2 separate regions of the Mus musculus genome follow, and region 1 is linked to region 2. The links are chromatin contacts, found by POLR2A ChIA-PET in ENCODE. All regions are on one chromosome and are shown on one strand. Each heading gives the region's core, a stretch centred on a gene start or an enhancer-like site at or near the end of the contact. The rest is flanking DNA. Distances are from core to core; before and after follow the strand shown. Region 1 holds the start of Fam83h (family with sequence similarity 83, member H). Region 2 holds the start of Tigd5 (tigger transposable element derived 5).

What was found. ChIA-PET counts read pairs that join two places held with the same protein, here RNA polymerase II (POLR2A).
Region 1: POLR2A ChIA-PET joins it to region 2 with 10 read pairs in Patski. The contact joins the promoter of Fam83h here to the promoter of Tigd5 in region 2. POLR2A ChIA-PET finds 5 or more read pairs at or near these places in 3 of 5 experiments (Patski and embryonic stem cell).

Annotation. Positions count from the first base shown.
Region 1 is chr15:76,008,173-76,011,751 of GRCm38, reverse strand. It overlaps Fam83h (family with sequence similarity 83, member H), which reads left to right and starts at 2,254. Exons shown (of 5, transcript NM_001168253.1): 1 at 2,254-2,378. It overlaps Iqank1 (IQ motif and ankyrin repeat containing 1), which reads right to left and starts at 1,883. Exons shown (of 14, transcript NM_001370920.1): 1 at 1,807-1,883; 2 at 328-416. The coding sequence starts at 412.
Region 2 is chr15:75,908,181-75,911,900 of GRCm38, reverse strand. Tigd5 (tigger transposable element derived 5) reads right to left here and starts at 2,166. Exons shown (of 1, transcript NM_178646.4): 1 at 1-2,166. The coding sequence starts at 2,110. The coding sequence ends at 182. It overlaps Eef1d (eukaryotic translation elongation factor 1 delta (guanine nucleotide exchange protein)), which reads left to right and starts at 2,557. Exons shown (of 10, transcript NM_029663.2): 1 at 2,557-2,656.

The sequences.
Region 1 (3,579 bases), core at 1,005-3,504, 100 kb before region 2:
CAGAGATCCGCCTGCCTCTGCCTCCTGAGTGCTGGTGGCAGTGTGCGTCACCAACGACCTGCTTCGATATTTTTTTTAAGCTATCTGCCCCTCCAATCTCCTCCTTACCCTAACACTGTACCCTCCTGAGCACTGTACCCACACCCCTTCTCCAGCTCTAGAAGTTCGGGGTGCAGTGGACATCTGAGCTTTGAGTCACAAATCTATCATTCCACGCCCAACTGAAAGATCTCTTGGAAACCACTTGGAGAGAAAGGGTTTCTGTGTGCCTAGTGGTCTCGTGGTCAGTGTTGGGGTAGTGCCCTGGAGGTCAGAGGGGGCACTCACCAGCAGTAGCTCGAAGCTTGGACCCAGGGAGGAGCGCCTGCCCCTTCCCTGATGCAGCTTTGGGCCCCCCCTTCTTAGTGCTCATTCTCCTGGGGGTGGGAAGGAAAAGTCCAGGGATGGTACATTCAGGAGGGCAGCGAACAAGGCAGTGGGAATACTGCCCCGGCCCTGGATGAACATGCAGCAGGAGCATAGACCTCCAGCATGTCCCCCAGCCAGCTTCTTGGTCCACCTGCCCGCCCCTGGTGGTCTAAGGATGTGCCCAGTAGCTCGAGGAAGGATACCTAGCAAGAGGATGTGTCCCTTTATGCTGGTACCCCCGTCCTCTACAATTCTGGATCTGCCTGTCCTTCTGTGTTCTAACACCATCCTCTAAATCGCTGGGCTAGAAGCTCAACAGCCTGAGCTCTGCGGACTTGCTTTCAACTACTGCCAACGTGGGTCTGCTGAACACAGCCCCTCCCCACCCGCAAACCCTCTTCCTTCTTGGCCTTGGGAATCTCTGCTGTCTGGTTCTGGAAGCAATGCCCTTCTCCCTAGTATACAAGGCAGGCCCCCCATTCACTCCTCTTGGAAGAACTTTCCGCTCCTGTTTTAGTAGGGTCTTCCAGTGCCCTAGAACCCCTCACAGGGCCAATGAATAGGAAAGCGGGTAGTGCAATCGCTGACTCCATACACTTATGTACCCACTAGGCTGGGGCCGCAGGGCTCCAGAGTGCATTTGGGGATGGAGTTAATGAAATGTTATCCTAAAAGTAGGACCAGAAAGTGACTGAAAGTAAGCTGTCTTACGGACAATGTTCAGGCAGGTGGCAGACACTGAGAATCTAGGACAGGAGAAGTGGTAGGTAGGAAGCTGGCTTGGACATGTGACTGAGTTCAGGGCACGGCATGCGTAGAGGAGTGGGTTGGAGGGAGGGCTGGGTAGATTAGGGCTCTAGGAGGAACTAAGTCCTTAGGTGTACGGGTGATGTGTTGGGGTCGATACAACCATGAGGTTCCCTGTCTGTAGAGGATCCAGTACTTGCAGCATCTTGGGTGCAGCCTCTTTTAATGTGCATGTATTAAGACGGGACCTTTGTGTCTTCAGTTGGTTTGCACAGGAAAGGATCAGTGGGTGCCAGGACCGACACTGTTGGAGCAGTTTAGAGAGTGATCCTCATGTGAGATGGGGACTTGGGGGGTACGATTGGTTTGCGGGATTCTGTGTGGCAGAGGGGCTTCTGCTGGCGGATCACTCCAGATTCCCTTGTGCCTGAGGGGTCCCATGGGTACGGGTGAGTGCGCAGGAACCTTTATGGTTGGGCAAATGAGTGGGGAGGTCCGTGGAGTTCCTATGCTGTCGGTCTCATGCGCGAAGATGAGCCTGCGGGGAGTGGACTGGGGAAACTAGAGGTGTGTCTGCGAACGGTAGGGCGGTCACTTGAGTGAGATGGGTACCCAAACACCCCCCCCCCCCCCCCCCGTCTGAGACCTCACCTGCCTCACCTGCCTCTCGCAACACAGAGGCCAGAAGCTCCGCCCCTCGCGTCGAGCTGGCCAGTTTCCTAGCGACTAAGCCGGAACTTCCGAGTTACCCCAACTTCCGGGGCGAGGGTCAGGGGTCGGCAGTAGGGGCTTTGAGCGATCGGTTTTCAAATAGGTTCAAGGGGCTTCAGTGTCCGGAAAGACGAGGCTCTAGAAATCCGGAGCGGCGCTGGCCAGGGTCCGGAGCGCAGCTCTGGGGCTCCACCAGAGCGCTCAGGGGTCGGGGTTGGGGTGTGGGCTGGGGGCGCCAGTGAAGCCACACTGGGAACCCGGGATCGCGGCCGGGGTCCGGGGCGCGGAGGGCGCAGGAATGCGGGCGCGTCGGGGTGGGGCCGCCCCGCCCAGGTGCTGCCCGGACAGGCAGGAGGCAGAGCGCGGGCGGGGCGGGGGCGGGCGCGTGAATCAGGCCGAACGGGCGGGCGGGCCGCGGCGGGGAGTGGCTGTCGGACGGACGGGACCGCGAGGCCGCTGGGCGGCGGTGGGCTCCTGCTGCCCCTGTGCCGAAACCCCGCTCACCTGGCCAGGTAGGGCTCCCGCCCCGGAGCGGGCCGGGCACAGCACGGCGGGGCGAGGCACACGGGACGGGAGGCTCGGGCCTCCGCGCGGTGCCACCTGGGTCTGGTCTCTGGACCTGGGCCGGGCGGTGCAGTGAGCGCGTGCTTTGGGACTGGGTGGGAGACAGGGAGACTGCGCTCCGGGGCACTGGGTGAGGGATTTTCCAGGGTCACGCTGGCAAGTAGGAGACTGAACAGTGCGATTCGCTCTGGCGGCCTAGGTATTGTCAGGACATGACCTGTACCTTTCCCGGAGCCTCTCCCCGAGCCGCCATGAACCGGGGTGTCTAGGGCTGGGTCCTTGTGTGGAAGGCAGGGAAAACTGGACTCTCCTAACTCCTGATCTCATATCCCTGGACTGGATCGGCAGATAAGATACCTGGCCTGGGTAGCCGCTAACTTCCTGGGGTACAGTAACACCTTTGGGCCTTGCAGTGCCTAACCTGAAAGCTGTATAATTCATCGACTTCCGGTCTTCCTAGGTTCTTCTTGTCCCCCACAACCCCAATCCTTCTTGATCACAATCATCCTGTCATCCTCTTTGTGTAGTAGCCTAAGGTCCTCAACCATGGATCCCCCTTCCAGACCCAGGAACACTACTACCTCCTGCCAGACAGGAGAGGAAAGGGTCATTTTCTTGCCCTACTTGTGGTGAAGGGCCTGGGGCTAGCTTCAGGTAGGAGGTCAGGAACAAAAAATTCCTGCTGAGTCACTGGTTTGGGTGGGATAGGCTCCTTCCTTAAGCAGGGCCCCACTTGGATAGGCAGATGTCAGTGAGCAGGCTGTTGGATTCATCGCTGATAGGAGTGGTCACCGCCCCGTCTATCGTCAAGGGGCGATGTGTACCAGTGAATGATTGTAAGGGCATTTAAGGTCGTGTGTGACTTCTGTGAGGTCAGGTACCACAGTGGCCGCTCAGGACTAAGGCCACTTCCCAACCCATGTGTCTCTGAGGGTTCTCACCACTGGCTAGACAGTATCAGTTCTCAGTCTTATACAAGGAAGTGTCCCCTCAGCGTGAGCATGCTAGGATCCCCAGGTAGTGTGGGAATGCTGCCTAGGAGAGCTGGCTCCAGTCTGAGACCTGTCCAAGCAGACAGGCCCGCATCAGACCCCAGGTGCTCTGCTTCCATCTCCCCAGAACAGTGTGCCACGCCTCACATTGCAGACA
Region 2 (3,720 bases), core at 917-3,416:
TCCCCAGACCCTGTGGATTGGGGCAGTACATCCTTTACTTATAGAACTCCTCCAAACTGGGCTGGGCTTGCATCCCCGGACCCATACAGTGGACTACCGGGGAGAAAAGGTGGAAGATGGCAGACTGTATGTGCCCCCTCTCTCCCAGTGAGGCAGGAAAAAGACCACTGGGCCAAGGTAGTCACACACCATCATCAGAAGTTACAGCTGAGGGCCCAATACCCCCAAGCCTCCGTGCCATGGTAATGAGAGAACGTAGCTGCACAAGCCTCAGCGGCCCCACTTCTCTGGGATCCTGGCTCTCTAGCCACCTCAGAGCTGTCTCTAGTCCCCAGACAGCTTCCCCAGCAGTAGGTACCAACACTCCTCCTTGTTCGGTGGCCTCCTCCTCCTCCTCTCCAGCCCCGATGCTAGAGGGCAGGCTAGCTGGGGATGGAGGAGCAGCGGGGGCCACCTCTTCTCTGCAGCCTTCCGGAAGGCCTCCATCATCATCCAGGTGTAGCCACTGGGCCACCTCTTCAGGTGCCAGGCGCTTGTAAGCCAGAGCTGCCAGATGTGTGAGGTCACTGAGCACCCTGCTGTGTTCGGCAGTCTCCTCTACCTGGTGAGCTGGCTGCTGCCCAGGCTCAAAGGCTGCTCGCAGACCCAGCAGCCAGCAGCGCTCTATGCTGCCTGCCTGGACCAAGTCCCAAGAGAGGCCAGCCAGGTACAGCATGTCCTTGAGAACGAAGCTTCTCATGAAGTCCAGAGGGGAGCCACTGGCACAAGACACAGCAAGCCGCAGGAGCTCGCGTTTGTACAAATGCTTGAAGGCTGCCACCACGCCGTGCTCCAACGGTGCAGGGATGTGTGCTCGGCTGGTGCCCTTGGATAAGAAGAGCACTCGAACTGCACCATCAGGTGTTTGAAGTTCCTCTGGGGACCCAAGGAGCTCAGGCTGGCACTGCCTGGGAGTCTCCTCGCTCTCCTCCAGGGGAGGCATGCTAGTGGCCCAACTCGGACAGGGTGGATGGGCCACCAGCAGCACAGCCTTCTGTTGCAGGCAGCTTCGGCGCAGGTAGCGCTTGACGCCAGGGACAAATTCCTCGAAGAACCAGCCCCGAAGAAGCGGGCGACTGAGCCAGGCATCCGGACTGTAGCGGTAGGAGGCCGGGAACTTGTCCTGGTTGTGGTGACGCAGGCTGGGTGGGTCCGGTAGCTGCCCGATGACTAGTGGTTTCAGCTTGTGGCTGCCCGTCAGGTTGGCGGCCAGCAGTACTGTCACTCGGTCACTGCGCCAGCGTCGGCTGCACCCACCAGGCTCTTTGGAGTCCCCAGTGCCCGGAGTTGAGGCCTGCTCCGGAAGTAACCTCCAATAGAGACCAGTAACGTTAGCATTGTAGATCTGCTCGTCGCCATAGCCGCCCTCGGAGTGGGGTAGAGTGGCTGGCGCGCCGTCAGGTACGAGAACTGCGCCTGGTGACTGCGCCGGCTCCTCTTTGACAGGCGCGGGGCCTGCGACCGGGGACTCAGCCTCACCATAGATGCGCTGGCTAGAGATGCCATGGCGCTTCTGCCAGCGCCAGAACCAGCCGTGGCTAGCCTTGAAGGTACACTCGGGGCCGTAGATCTGGCGAGCAAAGGCCTCAGCCTGCGCTTGGATAACTGGCCCGGATAGCGGCACACCGTGCTGGCGCAAGGTGAGGAACCACGAGTAGACGGCGCGGTCGATCTCCTCCTCGTTGGCCAGACGCATCTTCTTGCGCTGCGTGCCCACTTCTCCACCCAGCTGGTCCAAAAACCAGCGCAGCTTGGGCTCGTCCTTGAGCCAGCCGCGCAGAGTGCCGCCTGGCACGCCGAAGTCGCGGCACACGCTGGCCTGCCGCTCACCGCCCTTGACGCGCTCGATGGCTTGCAGCTTGTCTTTGATTGAGTAGGCCTTGCGGAAAGTCATCTTCACGGCCACCCGGGGCCGCGGCCCGGGCGCTGGGGGCGGCGGCGGGCGCGCCGTGGAACCCGGGCCGGGCGCCGGCGATCGCGGCGGCTCAGCAAGGCACCGTGGCTGGGGAAGACGAGCGCGATGCGGGACCGGGTGCAGGGCTGGGCCGGCCGGAGGGCTCGCGGGGTACATGGCGTCGGCGCCAGGGACCACCCGGGAAAGCGAGCCTGACACCCCGCGCGGGCCGCTCGGGGCGGGGCTCGGGGGCGGGGCTGCCCGGGTCCCTCCCTTTTGTCTCGCCAGCCTTGCCTGCCCCGGCCCGCAAGGCCCGCCCACTTCGCCTCGTGGCGCCTGCGCACAGTCTGGCCTTGGGCGCGTCACTAGCGCGTGCGCACATCAGCTTCATTACGTCCCGCCCTCGTCGGACGGATCCACTCTTCGAGCTGAGGAGGGGTTCGGCGTGTTGGGAGATCCGGTTCTCCGCTCCTAGCGACAACTCTTGAGGTGAAGCGCGGCTCTCAAGGTAGCTCTTCCTTTGCTTCTACCATGGTGGTTCCTGCATGCATCGTGATGCACGCTCTGAGGGCAAGACAGCGCGTGCCCAGGGTTGGACCCCCCGCCGTGCCTTTCGTGGTCTATGCCGCTGCGTTTTCCGGGAGCTGCGCGGGCGCCCTCCCTCTCCTTTGCAGTCCTGAGCTCGCAGTTCCAGGTTTTGGTTGCTGCGTCCTTGGCTGGCGTGTGAGTACCGGGGGCCCCGCCTCAAGGAGCGCACGTGCGGCGGAGGCCTGGAGTGCCCGGGCCCCGCGCCGTTAGGGTTGCCTCCCGTGGGACAGTGCGGGCTGCGGGCGGGCGTCTGGGCCTGTGTGGAGGCGGGCCGCTGGCCACATGGTTGCCAGATTCCGGAGCGCTGCTTCAGGCTGGCTGCGCGGTGGCTCCGCACATCCCAGCACGGCACGGCCTTGAGTGACACGGTTGCCTGCGGTCGGGCTGGCTCCGGAATTTTGGGGGCCCAGCTCTTGCTAACGCCCTAGGTCTTTGCGGTTAAGCACCAAGGGCGTACCTAACTCTAGGCATAGAGGGAGGTTGCTTCGGGTGCTGACTGGTGGAACTCGTACGGTCCACGAACACAGGGTAGAAAAAAGGGCGTGGTGGTGTCGATTTGCTCAAAAGTAACAGGACTAGCTCTACTTACTGATTTGAATAAGGTGATCTGGGCAGCTTTCTTTGGAAAGGGGCGTTGAAGGGTACGGTCGCCCCTTTTCTAATACATGAGCACTCTCTCCGGGCATCATGGTTTTCTAGAGTGAACGGCTACCCTGCAGCAAAAAGAACTTGGTGAAGCTATAATGTTGGGATGCTACTCCCAAGGATGCTTCTGAATTGGCCCTGTCACTCGGGGATGGATAACTGGGTCTTATCTCAGGCGGATTCTCATGGATGAAGCAAAGGATGGATGTGACAGGACTACCGAGTGCCCCCTAAGCCAATCCCGTGGGGCAACAGAGTCAAGAGGAAGAAGTCAAAGGGACAAGGAGTCCCCTTCCCAGGCTCTGTGATGGCCAGTACATCATGAACCTTCTCTCGGACTGTGGGAGGAGAACTCAGCAAACAGTTGGAGAGTTGGCAGAGGGAGCCATTTAGACTTGGTTGCCTGGGATTTGCTCTGCATGGCTTTCTGCCCTCTCAGGAGAAGGCTGCTGCAGGGTCGTCCTCCGGGCTTATCTTTTGGATAGGTGAGGCTCCGTGGCATAGTACAGATGAGGCAAAAGTGCTTGAGAGGGCTTGATAGCAAGAGTGACACT